Regions from separate parts of the Homo sapiens genome. Here region 1 is linked to region 2. Evidence: read pairs that join two places in POLR2A ChIA-PET (ENCODE). Cell type or tissue: PC-3. All regions are shown on one strand. Each heading gives the region's core, and the rest is flanking DNA. Links, peaks and the distances in the headings are about the cores only.

What was found. ChIA-PET counts read pairs that join two places held together with the same protein. Peaks named below come from ENCODE experiments on the same cell type or tissue, not always from the same donor. Only the 100,000 strongest peaks of a DNase experiment are listed, where the experiment ranks them.
Region 1: POLR2A ChIA-PET joins it to region 2 with 11 read pairs; 5 of 35 experiments call an interaction of 5 or more read pairs at or near these places.

Annotation. Positions count from the first base shown.
Region 1 is chr15:75,220,364-75,228,689 of GRCh38, reverse strand. It overlaps the pseudogene TRCG1P. Among named protein-coding and RNA genes, the nearest start is that of C15orf39, 23 kb to the right of the region's middle. In PC-3, for the core only: no CTCF peak of the experiment used is centred there; no DNase peak of the experiment used is centred there.
Region 2 is chr15:74,960,741-74,969,066 of GRCh38, reverse strand. No RefSeq gene overlaps it. Among named protein-coding and RNA genes, the nearest start is that of RPP25, 8.1 kb to the right of the region's middle. In PC-3, for the core only: no CTCF peak of the experiment used is centred there; a DNase peak (open chromatin) is centred at 4,016; H3K27ac peaks cover 750 bases.

The DNA of each region.
Region 1 (8,326 bases), core at 168-8,167, 260 kb before region 2:
GCTGTGTAAGCTAGCTCTGCCTAGAAGGTAGGGGGCCCCCACGCCAGAGGGTGTGCATTTTGGGGGACTCTACCTGCTCTAGAAACGTGCTGGCAAAGAGCTTGTGACCTCTGCACTCTCCCCTTGTGCTTCTCTAGCAATGCGGACCAGTGGGTGGGTGTTTATATCGAATACAAGTTCCAGACTCCCATCACTACCCACCTCCAAGGCCTGGCTAATCACTTGGCCCAAAACATAACAGATCCCATCCTCCAGAAATCCAGCATCGTGGCCAATGGTGAGTCGGGGCTGCAATCCCTGTGTGTCTCTGGGCCAGCAGGCTCTTTCCCTCTCTAAACCTTGGTGTTCCCCTTCTAGAGAATGGGCAGAATTTCCTTCAGACAACACTTGCTCATGTGTTGGGGCCACAGAGAGGAATGGGGCATAGAGCTTTAGCAAGGAGCTGGACAGAGGCGAGAAGCAGTCAAGATCAGAAGGATGAGAGGGTCCCGTCACCTCCCTGATTGCCCAGGACCTCACTGAGTCCTCACATGCATGACAAGATCTGTCCCACCAAGTCAGGGGCAAAAGCCCTCAGCTCTGCCCCAGTGCAGGGGCTGCAAGAAGCCCATATCTCCTCTTGGGGCCTCCTGCAGGATGACTTCTGCAAGCTTGTTGCCATTCAAACAGGGAGAGCTGTTCCACACCCAAGTTAGGAGAGCGCTGGGTCAAATCAGTCCCCTCCAGCTACGCACAGCCCAGAGCTGCTCTCCGAGGACCCCTCAGCCACAGAAGGTGCTGGTCCTCCTACAGTGCTGCCCCACCCCCACCACCACAGCCTCCTGGGGGTGCGGTCGGGGGTGCGTTCAGGGGTGCCCTCCTTCGGGCTTTGCCCCTGCACTCACTCCTACACAACTACTCTCCCTGCCGGCAGCCCCAGAGACCAGATTGGTTTGGGCCTCTGCCTCCGCAGGCCCGAACCACCATCTCTTCTGCTCCCCAGAAAGCCAGCTCCCAGCACACAGGCAGCGTTCCCTCTTCATTCCTCAACACAGAGGGCCCCTCACAACCCTCTCAACAGATGGTAGAGCTCCCCATGTGTCCTCTTAAAGAGGCTTCACCATTGATGGCCACAAGCCCCACCATGACCTCCACCCAGGGAGTGAATTTTCTTACGTGTCTCCCACCGGATCAGGGACAAAATAAAACATAAAAGCAGCAGCTGTTAAATTATCAGCAACATTTCCTACTAGGATCAACTCACGGAGTGGGCAGTGTATTCCATTAGATGGATTAGTACAGGGGTTAGCAAGCATTTTCTGTAAAGGGCCCGATGGGAACTCTTTAAGGCTCTGCAGGCCACTGGGTCTCTGTCACCACCTACTCAAACCCTCCTCTTAGCAAGAAAGCAGCCCTAGGCAACATGTCAACAAATGAGCGTGGCCACGTTCCCGGAAACCTTTCTTTATGGACATGGAAGTTTGCATCTCACGTACTTCTCATGTGTCACAAGATACGATTCTACTTTCCATGTTTTCAACCATTTAAACATGTAAAAGCCATTCTTAATTCATGGGCCACACAAAAACAGGCAGCAAGAAATTTGGTTTTTAGACCAGTGGCAGCTGACCCCTGGATGGAGCATAAGAGCTTGGGTGTGTGTCCCACTCCAGGGCTTCCAGGAGAGGGGATGCAGGCTGATGCCACCTCCACCCCCATCACTCTAGGGGAGAAGGCAGAGCTGGTGCTGTATGAAGTTTGGCTGCAGATCCTGGTCCAGCCCTACACCAAGGCTTTGGAGGACAAAACCAGCCCTGAGTTCTGGGCACTTCAAGGGCAGCTGACGAGATGGGTGAAGTGGCGGGATGAAGTGGGGGGTCGAGGAAGAGGCCTCGGGAAGATGGGGGATGACTGGACAAGACTTTGGTAGAGCTGTGACCCTCTTCATCCTCTCCTGACCCCCCAGCTGAACTTCATCCTCAGACCTCTGCAGAACTTTGACCAAGTGGTGGTGGAGGAATTCCCGTGGGTTCAGGGTGGCCCTGGGTGACCCAGGGCTCAGACCTGGGTTCTGGGGTTGAGGGCAGGAGGCTGGAAGAGATGACCTCCCCTAGTCCCCCAAGGCTGCCCAGCCCCCTGAAGTCTGTGATGATCCTCCCACCAGGCCGGAGCCACTGACTGCCAGAATGGGTGCCACCTTCTTCAGGGCGGCGCCAGCCCAGGCTCTCATGTGGGACCGTTTGCGCCAGGGTCTGCACACCCTGGGGAAGGCAGAGGGCCTCTTGGTGGAGATGGTCATCCCAGACCTCGGTCAGTACCTCCTTCCCTCTGCAGGCCCCCTCCCTCTGTCCATCTGCCTCCTCCCTTGGGCTCGCTGCCTCCACATGCCCTGATCTGAAGCCTGCCTCCCCTCCTCATGGAGCCCTCCAAGGTGCTCCTAGCCCCAGCTCCCTGGTCCCGCAGCACCTTCTGAGCCCAGATTCTGCCTTCTCAGAAGTCTGGGAGGCAGGGCCCCGCCTGGCCATGGCCTTCTTGCTCTGCTCCAGGCACCCCCAGCCCTGAAGTCTCCAGTCCGCTGGACGCCTCCATCCCTTGCTATGCCGTGGCTCTCCTCATCCTGGGCCTCCTGCTCGTCACACTGGCCCTTGTCCTGGTGAGTGTCTGGCTGGGCCCGGGCGCCTTCCTGAGGGGCAGCCTAAGCCTTTGACCTCTTGAGCCTTTAAGCCAAGCTGAGGGGTGAGCAGGCCCCTTTACACCCCTGATTCCCCCACCCAAGCCCAGCATCTCCTCATCCTCCAGCTGGGGTTGCACGGTTTGGGGCCAGGGGGCTGGGCCTGATCCCAGTGTCCCCACCCTTCTTGTCAAGGTGCTAAAGTGGAGGGCCTCCCATGGGGTGTTCAGCCTGGGTGTGTAGAAGCACACAGTGTGGTACAGAGGACCCTCTCCAGACAGGTAAGTGGAGGGCGGTTCTCCCTGACCCCACCCCAATTGTTTGTTCTGGGTGGGGTCCACCGCGCCTCCTGCCAAGGCCTTCTGCAAACACTCCCCGGGGGCTGTCATTGGCAGTGCCTGGGGGGTGCAGTTGGTGTGCCAGAAAAGCTCCCCAGTACTGTGGGCAGTGGCCCAGGCAGTCAGGCAGACTCCCCCAAGCAGGCCCCACCTACCCCTCGCCTGTTCCCAGCTCCCTCCCACCAACACTAGAAATGATGTTGGGGGCCGACAGAGACTGAACTTAGGAGCACAGGAGGCCAGGAGACCTGGGACAGAGAACAGGAGGTGTGGGGAGGGAATCTTCCTTCCCCCACTTCCCACTGCATGAGGGCCAGACAGTGGCACCTCCAGGTCCTGGAAGGACATGTGTGGACCCAACTCAGCTTCCCCTTTGTCTTATGGCCTTTCTTCTCCCTCCCCCGGGGCCAAGTGGATGTGGGAGGAGGCGCAGCACCGTCCTGGGTGCACTCAGACTCATTCCCCACTCCTGGCCTTCACTCCCTTTCCTCTACACACAGGTGACCCCTCATGCTGCTGCTCCCTCTGCTGAAACCCAAACTCCAAACCTCTCCTCTCCCTGCCTTCACCTTGCCCCATGGCTTCCACAGACGGTGCCTCAACCCTGAGGAATGAATCCGGAGTTCCAGCACCACTGACTTTCCCCAGAACTCAGAGCCAGAGAGGGCCAAGGACCAGCTCGAGGACACACAGCCAGGGCTTCTTCCCTCCAAAACCCCCAAGGATTGGACTTGCAGGGCTGGGACAGAGGTGGGGTGGGGGAAAGCAATGCCTTGTCAACCCACGCGGGGAGCCCCACTCCCATCCCCAAGGTGCACAAAGTTGAGAAACACCCCTGCTCCCACGTCCATGCTCACTCAGGGCCCTGCTCCAAGTGCTTGGCACTCACACCAGCCTCCCGCCCTCCATGCCACAGGTATCGGTCTCATTTACAGAGGGGGAAATGGTGGCCAAGAGCCTCCCCCAGCACACACAGCTAGACCACACAGAGGACTTAGGCACAGCTCAGGTGTCCGCAGTCTCTGCTGACCCTCTTGCCACTCGTGCTGCCAGGGACCACACTTTGGAGAGGGAGGAACGAGAGTGAGCTGGGTGCTCACACACAGGACATGGGGTTGAGGCGGGGAGATAGGGAAGGGTCAGACCGGAGGAAAGGGCAAGGTGTGATCCTGTACATACACATCACAAAGCCCACTGAGGTGGGGGCACTCAGGCCGGCTCTGGGCGTGGCCCAGCATGGCGGGCCTCAGACAGCAGAACACGGCAGCCTGGCAGCCCTCCCGTGGCGCTTTGCAGGGCACCTTCATCCCCACAGAGCTGGGTTAAGTTTCTCTCCCTGGGGCAGGAACTCAGCTGCAGAGGCAGCAGGAAGGGGACAGAAGCCCGCCCCAAAGAGGGCTGGGGCAGGGGCACCCTTACGCCCGCCTGGTCTGGCCCAGTAGAGCTGGAGGGACTGTCAGTCCTAAGACAAACACTGGCCCTTTGGGGGTATGGAAAAGTCAGGAAGCAATCCAAAGTTGGTATTTAAAAAACTGATTTCTAGATACTTAGACGGTCATATGGTGTGAGGAGCTGGGGGCGCCCCAGGGTAGAGCCCACAAGAGGAGGAAGACTGAAAAGGGGTCGGAGTGGGAATGGGGGCTGCTGAGGGCAAGGCCCACCCCCCTCCCTGACCCCCAAACCCAGCCACAGAGCCAGTCAGCCTCAGGCCAGAGGGTGTGAGCAACGGGGGCCCTGGCTGCTCTACAGTGAATCAGAGCCACTGAGTGTGGGGGGGTCTTCCAGGGCAGGTGTGGGGCCGCCAGGCCAAGGTGAGGCAGGCTCCCAGGGCAGAGACTGAGGCCAACCCCTGCAGCCCCACTGCAGGGGGGAACACTGGGATAGGCAAGGGTCTTAACCCAGAACGCCCCAGCAGCTCCCGTGCCCATCAGGACACCATTGAGGCTTGGCGGTGGTGGAACCCAGGAATGGTCTTTGAACCCATGACCTGGAAAGGGGAGCCAAGGATAGTCCTGGCCTGAAGGCTCCTCTACCTGCAGGCAGTGTGGAGGCCCAGCGAGGGGACCCCAGGAACCCAGACCATGAGCTTATGTGGCCAAAGACAGCAGCCAGCACCAAGACATCAAAGAGGGCGGGTAGAAAGATCATCACATCGGGATTGACTGTGGCCGGCACCAGGTTCCTCTGTACTTCTGGAATACACAGGCCTCTCCTTCCTATCCCTGAAGCGCCCATGCCCCCACCCCAGCACCCCAAAGACCAGCCCAATATATGCATTTGTCCTGGGTCAGCCCCACTGTCCAAGCAACTGCAATTTCTCACTAGAGAGCCAGGGCAGGGCAGGGTGTAGGAGGGGTCCCTGGAAGATGCCCCCAGAATGCCCTGATGCCTAAAACGTTCCCCATTGGGCCTTCTCAGGGAGGGAGGGTTATGGCAGCCTTGTTCTCTCCAGCTACCTCCATCACCACTGGAGCCCTTACAGGCGTCATGGGAGAGAATTGGCTCAATGGAGCCAGGACCAGCATGGACACAGCCCTGGGGCTGAGGCTAAGTGGGCTCTGGGAGACCGTCACTCTCTCTTCAAGCTTTGGTCTCCTGGCCCTCTACAAGCCAGGCTGTTTCAGGCTTTGCATGAGGTCTTGCACACAGACAGTTCAAACACAGCTGGTGGACACAGTGGGCTTTAGGGAGGGGGCACATAGCTGGGGGTGGGGGCTGGGTAACAGGGAAAGGGGGCCCTGGGGCTAGCATGGCCTGTCTGGTGGTGGTGCAATGGGACCTGCACCACATGAGGAGAGAGGGTCCACCTGGAAGAGTGGACCAGCCAGATGACCAACAAGCTGGATGGCCACTGCCAGAAACTGCAGGACAGCAGAGGGGGCTGGGAAAGGACAGAGGACAGCTGGGGGGCAGGGAACGTGGGTTCCTCCATACAGCCACGAGTCTTCCCTAAGTGGGTCTTCCCCATGGAGGCGAGGGGGCATTCAAGACACACCTCCAGCCCACCTCAAACCATCTCAGGAAGCCACCACCAACTCACACAGGCCAGCTGAATTGTCACAGTGACCCCAGAACAGCACAGCCCTGTCCTTCAGATGAATAAACAGAGGGAGAGACGCATCTCACAGCCAGGAACTGCGACTCAGACCCAGGTCCAGCTGCAGTGCTTTCTCGATGGCTCTGCCTGCACCTCCTCTGGGACTCAGTTCCCGCTAACAAGTGAGCACCTGAGTACGGGTGAAATGGGTGCTATTATCCCCGTCTGGCTGCTGGGGAAAGGGAAGCAAGGCACAGGTGACTTGCCCAAGGCCAAAGTGACAGGGCTGGTTCAACCCCATCTGTCTCAGCCAGCACATCCCCATGGCAGAGGCTTTACTGTGATCCAAACCTGGAAGGTGGAACTCCTTCCAATGTCCCACCCAGGGCACAGAGCATGCAGCCCCATGTTTGAGGAGGTGACGGTATGGGGAGGTGACAGTGTGGGAAACAATCTGGCTAGGCCAAGGCCTCATGGAGCCCAGGGTTCCCTAGGGCCAGGAGAGCTCTGGAGCCCACCCCGACACCCACTGGAAATGTGGAATCTGCACCTGCAGGAGATCAGGAGAGCGGTTCAGCCTCCGATGCACCTGCAGCGAGGTGAGACAGGCACAGGTGGGCGCCCTGCTTCCAACCAGCGTCAGGTGGGCCGGAAGCAGATCTCCTGCCTGACCTTCCTCTCCTACCTCCCCCAAGCAGAGGAGAAGGGGCAGCCGCCCATCAGGCCATTGCCCACATTGAAGCCGCTGAAGCCAGGTCCCAACAGGTGAGTCTGACCCCTGACTATCCCAGGCCCGGCCCAAGGCAGTCATGTCTCTGGTGAGGACCTGGTAGATAGATGTGATGTCCCCAAGTGGCTCTATAAACCTCTGATTGAGGATAATCAAGGAAACGGGCAAGACCATCACACTCAGCCAAGAACACGAGGGGGACTGGGGCAGGCAAAAGTCAGTTTGGGCCCAGGCCTGGCCCCTGGAAGGATGGTGGATGAGGGGCCAGCCACGGTGAAGGGGAATGGATGGCCACGGGCTGGGTGGTCAGGGCTGTCAGCTCCTGCAGCCCCTGCGGAATGTCTGCCCAGGCCTGGCTCTGCGCTCAGCCTTCTGCCTGGAGCCACAGGTTCCTGGACACCGGCCTCAAGTAGGGATAGTGGTAGGAAAGGCACTTGTGGCCACATGTGGGCACCTAAGCATGGGACAGAGGGGTATCATGCCCCAAAGAGACCATAGAGGCCAAGAATGTAAGCAGATGTGACACCATCAATAAACCCCCCTGTCCTGGGGGTTTATTGACACCATCAATTAAGTCAGAGCCTACCCTGACCCTGACGCTACAGCTCAGTCTGGTTGAGACTCACAAAGAGATGTTAGTGCTGGGCAGGGGACCTGGCCCAGCCTGCGATGTCCAGCAAAGCTGTGGGCTGGACAAGAATCTCTGAAGATTAGTCCAGGACAAGGACAGCTGTGTCTGGGCAGGGAGTGGGGGCAATGCCCAGGAGACCTGAGGACCTTTAACTAGGTAGGGTGCCAGGTCAGGATGTGCAAAAGAGAAGGTGGCATGGCAGCATCCGCCCGAGGCCAGGCTATAAACCTCGGGGCCGCCCTGTGTAGCCTAAACCATGCTGCCACCCAGATGCCATCCTTCAAATGTGAGGCAGGGCTGGGAGAGCCCCCAGACCCCTCATCCCTCCCGCCCCAAGGTGGTTCCCATCCCTCACCAGAAGGAAAGTGAACTCTTCTATGGGGCACAGCCTGCCAGGTTCTGTGTCACCTGGTGGAAGGGGCTGTGGGGCAAGCCGGGGGAGCTGCAGCTGGGTGAGAAAGAACCCAGGTCCCACTCTGTTCCTACCTGTCAGGTGACCTCGGGCAAGCTGCTTTCTTTGCTTGGGGCCAAGGAGAGTCACAGGGGAGGGGCCAGGTTAAAAGGGCTCCACCCTGGAGCCCAGAGCTACCCATAGAGAAAACCCCTATCCTCCCGATTCCGCTCCCAGCTCACGCTGCTGCGATAACATCCTCCCCATCAGAGAGGCCGTGGGAGGCAGAGGCTGACCCTTCCTCCTTCAGGCACCTCAGCGGGTTTGGTTCCGCCTTCATCATGATCAGGGAGGGGGTCCCTGGGATCTCAAAGGTGAGGGGCAGCTTCTCGGGCTCCAGGTGCTCCAAGGTAGACCCTGCAGGGCACCAGAGCTAGAAGGGCATTGGGGAAGATCTTGAACCAGGCCAGGACCTGACCTCTGCCTGGCCATGGTGACTCTGAGCCAGGTAACCCTACGTTAGTCTCAGTCTGTCACTGTGTCTCACGG
Region 2 (8,326 bases), core at 116-8,115:
CTGGCCAACATGGTAAAACCCCTACTCTACTAAAAAAAAAAAAAATACAAAAAATACAAAAAATTAGCTGGTGTGGTGGTGGGCACTTGCAATCCCAGTTACTCGGGAGGCTGAGACAGGAGAATTGCTTGAACTCAGGAGGCAGAGTTTGCAGTGAGCCCTGATTGCTCCACTACACTCCAGCCTGGGCGTCACAGCAAGATTCTGTCTCAAAAAAATAAAATTTAAATTAAAAAAATAAAAGGAGGCTGGGTGTGGTGGCTCACGCCTGTAATCCCAGCACTTTGGGAGGCTGAGGCAGGTGGATCACAAGGTCAGGAGTTCAAGACTAGCCTGGCCAAGATGGTGAAACCCCGTCTCTACTAAAAAATATATATATACAAAAATTAGCCAGGCATGGTGGTGGGCGCCTGTAATCCTAGCTACTTGGGAGGCTGAGGCAGGGAATTGCTTGAACCCAGGAGATGGAAGTTGCAGTGAGCTGAGATCAGGTCACTGCACTCCAGGCTGGCGACAGAGAGATACTCTGTCTCAAAAAAAAAAAAAAAGGAAGTTGCAACCTTGGGCTAAACTGAGCTACAGATACGTTATTTAAAAGCATGAGCTAGGCCAGGCGCAGTGTCTCACGCCTGTAATCCCAGCACTTTGGGAGGCTGAGGCCAGCAGATCACAAGGTCAGGCGTTTGAGACCAGCCTGGCCAACATGATGAAACCCCATCTCTACTAAAAATACAAAAAAAAATTAGCCAGGCGTGGTGGCAGGCACCTGTAGTTCCAGCTACTCTGGAGGCTGAGGCAGGAGAATGGCGTGAACCCAGGAGGCGGAGCTTGCAGTGAGCCAAGACTCCACCACTGCACTCCAGCCTGGGCGACAGAGCGAGACTCCGTCTCAAAAAAAAAAAAAAAAAAAAAAAAAAAAAAAATTAGCCAGGCGTGGTGGCGGGCACCTGCAATCTCAGCTCCTTGGGAGGCTGAGGAAGAAGAATCGCTTGAACCTGGGAGGCGGAGGTTGCAGTGAGCCGAGATCGTGCCATTGCACTCCAACCTAGGCGACAGGGCGAGACTCCATCTCAAAAACAAAAAACAAAAACACATGAGTTAGTTCATGTGGTAGATTGTCTGCAGAGATGGCTGTCAACAGTTCCTCCCATTCCTGTATATACATGTCAGGCCTTTCACCAAGAGGTACAGTTTATTTCCTTATCCCTTGAATCTGGTCTAGACATGTATCTTGGTTTGACCAATGGAATGTAGAGGACATGATAATGTGTGACATCTAGGTCTAGGCCTTACAAAGCCTGACAGCTCCCATTTTCACTGTTTTGGGATCAAGCCACTCAAGAAAGAAGCTTAGGCTAGAGTCCATGAAAAGAGAGGCCCAGCCAACACCCCCAGCCTTCCAGCCACCCCAGCAGAGGCACTAGACTTATGAATGAAGCCATCTTGAGTGTTCTGACCTCTGTCAAGCTCCCAGCTGAATGAAGCCATGTGAGTGACCACAGCCAGTATTAAGTGGAGCAGAAGAACTAACTGCCCAGCTGAACCCAGCCAAAACGAAGTCATTAGAAATAATACATCATTGGCTGGACATGGTGCGTCATGCCTATAATCTCAGCCCTTTGGGAGGCATAGGTGAGCAGATCACTTGAGCCCAGGAGTTCAAGACCAGCCTGGGCAACATAGTGAGACCCCATCTCTTTTTTTTGTGTGAGATGGAGTCTTGCTCTGCTGCCCAGGCTACACTGATCTCAGCTCACTGGAACTTCCGCCTCCTGGGTTCAAGCAATTCTCCTGCCTCAGCCTCCCGAGTAGCTGGGATTACAGGTGCCCACCACCATGCCTGGCTAATTTTGTGTTTTTAGTAGAGACAGGGTCCACTATGTTGACCAGGCTGGTCTAGAACTCCTGACCTTAGGAGATCTACCCTCCTCGGCCTCCCAAAGTGCTGGGATTATAGGCGTGAGCCACTGCACCCAGCCCATCTCTATTTTTAAAAAATATATAATAGTAAAAAAACATAAATAATACATCATTGCTATTTTAGCCACTAATTAAGGGGATGTGTGATTTTTGTGTGTGTGTGTGTGTGATGGGAGTCTCGCTGTGTTGCCCAGGCTGGAGGGCAATGGCGCAATCTCCACTCACTGCAAGCTCCGCCTCCTGGGTTCACACCATTCTCCTGCCTCAGCCTCCTGAGTAGCTGGGACTACAGGCACCGGCCACCACCACGCCCGGCTAATTTTTTGTATTTTTAGTAGAGACGGGGTTTCACCGTGTTAGCCAGGATGGTCTCAATCTCCTGACCTCGTGATCCGCCCGCCTCAGCCTCCCAAAGTGCTGGGATTGCAGGCGTGAGCCACCGCGCCTGGCCTGGTGATTTGTGATTTTAAGGTGATTTGTTACTCAGCAATAGATAACTGAAACAGTCGACAACATTTAAAAACCTGAAACTGGCCCACATGGCATGTGCCTGCGAATCCCTTGAGCCCAGGGGTTCAGGTCTGCAGTGAGCTATGACTGCACCAGTGCACTCCAGCTCTGGTCAACAAAATGAGACCTTGTCTCTAAAAGAAATTTAAAAATAAAAAATAGGCTGGGCGCAGTGGCTCACTCCTGTAATCCCAGCACTTTGGGAGGCCGAGGTGGGCGGATCACAAGGTCAAGAGATGGAGACCATCCTGGTGAAACCGCATCTTTACTAAAAACACAAAAATCAGCAGGGCGTGGTGGCATAAGCCTGTAGTCCCAGCTACTCGGGAGGCTGAGGCAGGAGAATCGCCTGAACCCAGGAGGCGGAGAGGTTGCAGTGAGCCAAGGTCGTGCCACTGCCCTCCAGCCTGGGCAACAGAGTGAGACTCTGTCTAAAAACAATTAAACATAAAAAAATAAAAAATAAAAACCTGAAACTGTCACATAAAAACATGAGTTTGGGGACTTCTTTTTTGAAAACACTGGACCTGTGTAGCTCACTTGGACTTCAGGGCAGAATCTTTTTCTTTTCTTTTTTTTTTTTTTTTGAGACGGAATCTGGCTCTGTCGCCCAGGCTGGAGTACAGTGGCGTGATCTCGGCTCACTGCAAGCTCCGCCTCCCGGGTTCACGCCATTCTTCTGCCTCAGCCTCCTGAGCAACTGGGACTACAGGCGCCCGCCACCAGGCCCGGCTAATTTTTTGTGCTTTTAGTAGAGACGGGGTTTCACCATGTTAGCCAGGATGGTCTTGATCTCCTGACCTCGTGATCCACCCGCCTCGGCCTCCCAAAGTGCTGGGATTACAGGCGTGAGCCACCGCGCCCGGCGCAGGGCAGAATCTTAAAGGTGTGCCCACAACCCCAGTGAACGAAGAAGATCTGTGGTTACAAGAAGACAACTGCTTCATCAGAGGGAAGAGTTCTGCCTGCTCCTGTGACTTCTCCCACAGCAGAAATGATGAGAGCTGGTGACATCCAATCATAACTCTATTATCTTTCCCAAGGCAGGTTCATCAGGCAGGTCATTCATCAGCAGGTACACATAATTTCTGGGCAGAGAGAGATAGAGAGTTCTCCCAGGAATTTTGCAAACAAAATATGTTCTCTTTCCTTGTTGAAATGTATAAAATTTATCTTCTGGGAGAATACATACAGGGTGCTTTGTGATTTACTTCAGAGTAGAAGGCAGGCACACTTGATTTACTTCATCGTTCGTTCAAGAGAAGGAAGACAATTATCTGGTTGTAATTATCCTCGTGGCCATAAAGGGAATTTGACTAAGTGTCTCCTGGAATTGAGAGGAACCCCAATTCATCCAGCTTGATTTGGGGGCTCTGTTCCAGGCTGGCAGGCTGGGGGATGGAGGTATCAAGGGTAGCATGTGAAAAATGCTGTTTCCACTCTCACCACCATGGGAAGGTGGGAAAGGAACAACTGTCAGGAAGAGAGGCGACCCAGGAAAAAGGGAACAATTTCCTGGCTTCTTCCCAGTACTCCAGACCCTAGGGGACTCTACAGCAAGGAAATTACATTGTTTGTCATGAGCCTGACTCAACCGGATGTGAAGGAAGAAGGGTTCTATCTATGTAACATTCAGAAAAGCTGACACAGACAACTCTCATTGAAATGAAGCAGAAAATGTTCAATCACACACAATCAAAATAAAACCACTGGGCCTGCAGTCCTGCCTGTCAATGAACAGCTGAGGCCCAGCAGTGCTGGCTGCCACATGGAAGTCAACATCCCCCTTCTGCCTCCCTGTGTTTTTTTACCCCATCCCCCCACCACCACGGGTTTCCCTACAAGCTTTAATGCTCAGTAGCTGAATCTATAGACAAGGGATTTAGCCTATCTCTGAAATCTGGGGTGACAACTCCATGGAAGTACTGGGGTATAACCTAAGACAATCATTTTTTTGTTTTTTGTTTTTCGGTTTTTTGTTTTGTTTTGTTTGTGCTCTGTCTCGCTCTGTCACCCAGGTGACACTACACTCGCTCTGGAGTGTAGTGGCCCAATCTCGGCTCACTGCAAACTCTGCCTCCCAGGTTTAAGCGATTCTGCTGCCTCAGCCTCCGGAGTAGCTGGGATTACAGGTGTGCGCCATCATGCCCAGCTAATTTTTATATTTTTAGTAGAGATGGGGTTTCACCATGTTGGCCAGACCCGTCTCAAACTTCTGACCTCAAGTGATCTGTCCGCCTCGGCCTCCCGAATTGCTGGGATTACAGGCATAAACCACCACGCCCGGCCTAACCTGAGCCAATTCTAAGAGATAAGTACTATTGTCATTGTTTCTATTTCACAGGGAAAGAAATCGAGGCACAGAGACGTTCCATAGCTTGACCAAGGGCACAGCTGGTAAGTGGCAGACCTGGGATTCCAACACAGGCAGTGGAGCTCTAGAGTCCAAACTCGTAACCACCCCATTAGCTGCTTCTGGGTGTCAGATGGGCAAGCATTTTCTGAGTTGTAAACAAAAACCTCGGTCGGGCGAAGTGGCTCACACCTGTAATCCCAGCACTTTGGGAGGCCGAGGCAGGTGGATCACGAGATCAAGAGATGGAGACCATCCTGGCCAACATGGTGAAACCCCATCTCTACTGAAAATACAAAAATTAGCTGGGCGTGGTGGCATGCGCCTGTTGTCCCAGCTACTGAGGAGGCTGAGGCAGAAGAATCACTTGAACCCAGGAGGTGGAGGTTGCAGTGAGCAGAGATCACACCACTGCACTCCAGCCTGGTGACAGAGCGAAACTCCGTCTCAAAAACAGACAAACTTCAGTGCACCCTGAAGGGCATATGATATATTTCTAGGGAAGCAGACCCAACCAAGCTCCCTATCTCTGCCCCAGGTCAGTGCTGGAGAAGGACCAGCCCTGATGCCTTCCACACCAGGCAAATGCAAAGCAGAACACGCCCTGGAGTGCTGTGCCCTTCATTATGGATAGCCAGGGAGGTCTTGATAGCTGGTGGCTTTCTGCCCTGCCTTCCCTTCCTCCTGCAATGGTCTAGTGCCATGGTTAAGAGCAGACACTGGAGCCAGACCATCTGTCTCTGGATCTGGCTCTAATTTACGTATGAAGTGGGTAGCAGCTACCTCATAGTGCTTGTTGTATGTGATGAGTTTGTACATGTAAAGTGCTTAGGATAGTGTCTGGCACATAGTACGTGCTAACTAAATGTCAGCTGTAATTGATAATGATTCCTCACTTTATCAGCTCTATATCTTCCTCCCATCCCAACGTTCTCAAGCATCCGGATTATTTTGTTTTGACCAATTCCCATTTTGGAGGGACCTTATCTTCAGAGGACAAAACTGATCCTAAGGGGGGAAGCAATAATGGAGGATTCTGGGCATCACAGCAGGCTCTTGGGAAGTCTTTCAGGAATAGGAGCTCTCCTGGGAACACTAATGTTGCCCAGGTGAGTGGCTTTTCGCTGCACTTGCCTCTAGAGTCTGGAAGGAAGATAGGGGAACTACTGGCAGCATCCCGTCTTAAGGAGAACGAGAAGGAGGTCCCATGGATGCTTTTGCCTCTCCTCTCCTTTCCCCTTCCACAGACACCACTCCTCATTCATTCTAGGCCCCACACACCCCTCTTCCTCTCAGGACTCCGGTGACTTGGCCTATCTGCTAGGAGAGCAATTGAATTTCATGCAAGATTAATGGTTCTTGTCCTCAAATGGCATCACTCACTGGGTCTGCAATGCAAACCCCCATTCCCCATCTGTGGGGCCAGAGCCAGCACAAGAGGTAGAGTGGCCTGCAGGCAAGAGGCTTGGCCAATGGTAAGTCTCCTGGGTCCTGTCCTGACTGGCTGAAGGAGAAAAGCAATACCTAGAGCTGAGCCATGGTGAGGAGGTTGGACCGAGGGTGAGATAGAGAGCTGAGAAGGAGAGCTGGAATCAGAGCACTACCCCAGGGCCTGGGACTCAGTCTGACAGAAGAGATGCCTGGCCTGGGCAGAGGCTCTTGTATGGCAGAGCCCTCTCCCTGTCTCCCAGACCACATTCACTTCCAGGCATCATCAACCAGCACTATTACATTTACAGAGAGCTCTGATACCCATAATCCCACTCAATCCTCAGGAGAGCATGTGGGGTGGTAACTGCTGTTACGTCTGTGAAAACAATCTCAGAAAAATTGTCAATCATGCATTCACTTAAACATCTATTAAGTGCTTGCTGTATGCCGGGAAATAAACCTAGCTCTCCTGATTCAAGGTCAGTGTTCTTTCCACGTGTTTGCTTCAATATGTTGATTCCTTCTTCCGTCTCCTCCTAAATTTGCCTCCCAAACACTCGCCTTCTGTTGCGATTTTTTTTTTTTGAGACGGAGTCTCATTCTGTCACCCAGGCTAAAGTGCAGTGGCGCAATCTCGGCTCACTGCAACCTCTGCCTTCCGGGTTCCTGCGATTCTCCTGCCTCAGCCTCCCAAATAGCTGGGACTACAGGCACTCACCACCATGCCCGGCTAATTTTTTATATTTTTAGTACAGACCGGGTTTCACTGTGTTAGCCAGGATGGTCTCGATCTCCTGACCTTGTGATCCACCCGCCTTAGCCTCCCAAAGTTCTGGGATTACAGGCGTGAGCCACCGCGCCCGGCTCTGTTGTGATTTTTGAAATGCCTACAGTTCTTTGATACCCTTCCCTTCAGGAAATGAAGTCTGAAACCCCTCCTTTTGAATGTAGGCTGGGCTACCTTCCAACTAATATAATAAACTGGAAATGATGGCGTGCAACTTCAGAGGAGGCTGGCCCATAACAGGCACTGCAGCTTCCTGCTTATTTTCTCTGTCCCTCTCTTTCTTTGTCTCTTTCTGATCACTTGCTCTAGGGGAAGCCAGCTGCCAGGTCATGATCAGACCAGTGGAGAAACAGAGGCCTCTGACCAACAGATATGTGAAGTAAGTTTGGGAGTAGATCCTCCATGCCCAGCTGACATCTTGACTGCAGCCTCATGACAGACCCTGAGCTAGATGAGACCTCTTCAAGCTGTTCTTGGATTTCTGACCCTCAGAAATTGTGTGATCTCACAATAATAAATGATTGTTGTTGGGTTTTTTTTTGTTTGTTTGTTTTGAGACAGTGTCTCGCTCTGTTGCCCAGGCTGGAATGCAGTGGTACAATCACAGCTTACTGCAGTCTAAACTTCCTGGAGCCACTGCACCTGGCCAAATGTTTGCTGTTTTAAGCTGCTGAGCTGTGGGGTAATTTTTATGCAGCAACAGATCACCAACACATCTTTTCCACTATGGAACACCCTCATCTCCCAAAGCTAACCCCTTTGGGCAGTTTGAGTCACTTAAAAGTTTATTTTTCTCATACATTCGGCTGAGATAGTAAAGGGAGTCAGAACTCTGAGTTCAAACATCTGTGGTTGCTTCTTTCTAGCTGTGGTACATAAGGCAAGTTATTTAACCTCTCTGGGTCTCAGTTTCACATCTGTCAAACAATGATGATACCTTCCTGGAAAGAAGAGTGTGGAGATTAAACACATCTGACCCAATGCTGGGCACTCGGTGGGTGCCTGCTAAATCTGAGTTCCCTCTGGCCCTGCTAATTTTCTTTTTTGTTGTTGTTGTTTTTGTTTTGTTTTGTTTTTGAGACGGAGTCTCGCTCTGTCGCCCAGGCTGGGGTGCAGTGGCACAATCTCGGCTCACTGTAAGCTCCGCCTCCCGGGTTCAGGCCATTCTCCTGCCTCAGCCTCCCGAGTAGCAGGGACTACAGGCGCCCACCACCACGCCCAGCTAATTTTTTGTATTTTTAGTAGAGACAGGGTTTCACTGTGTTAGCCAGGATGGTCTCGATCTCCTGACCTCGTGATCCGCCCGCCTCTGCCTCCCAAAGTGC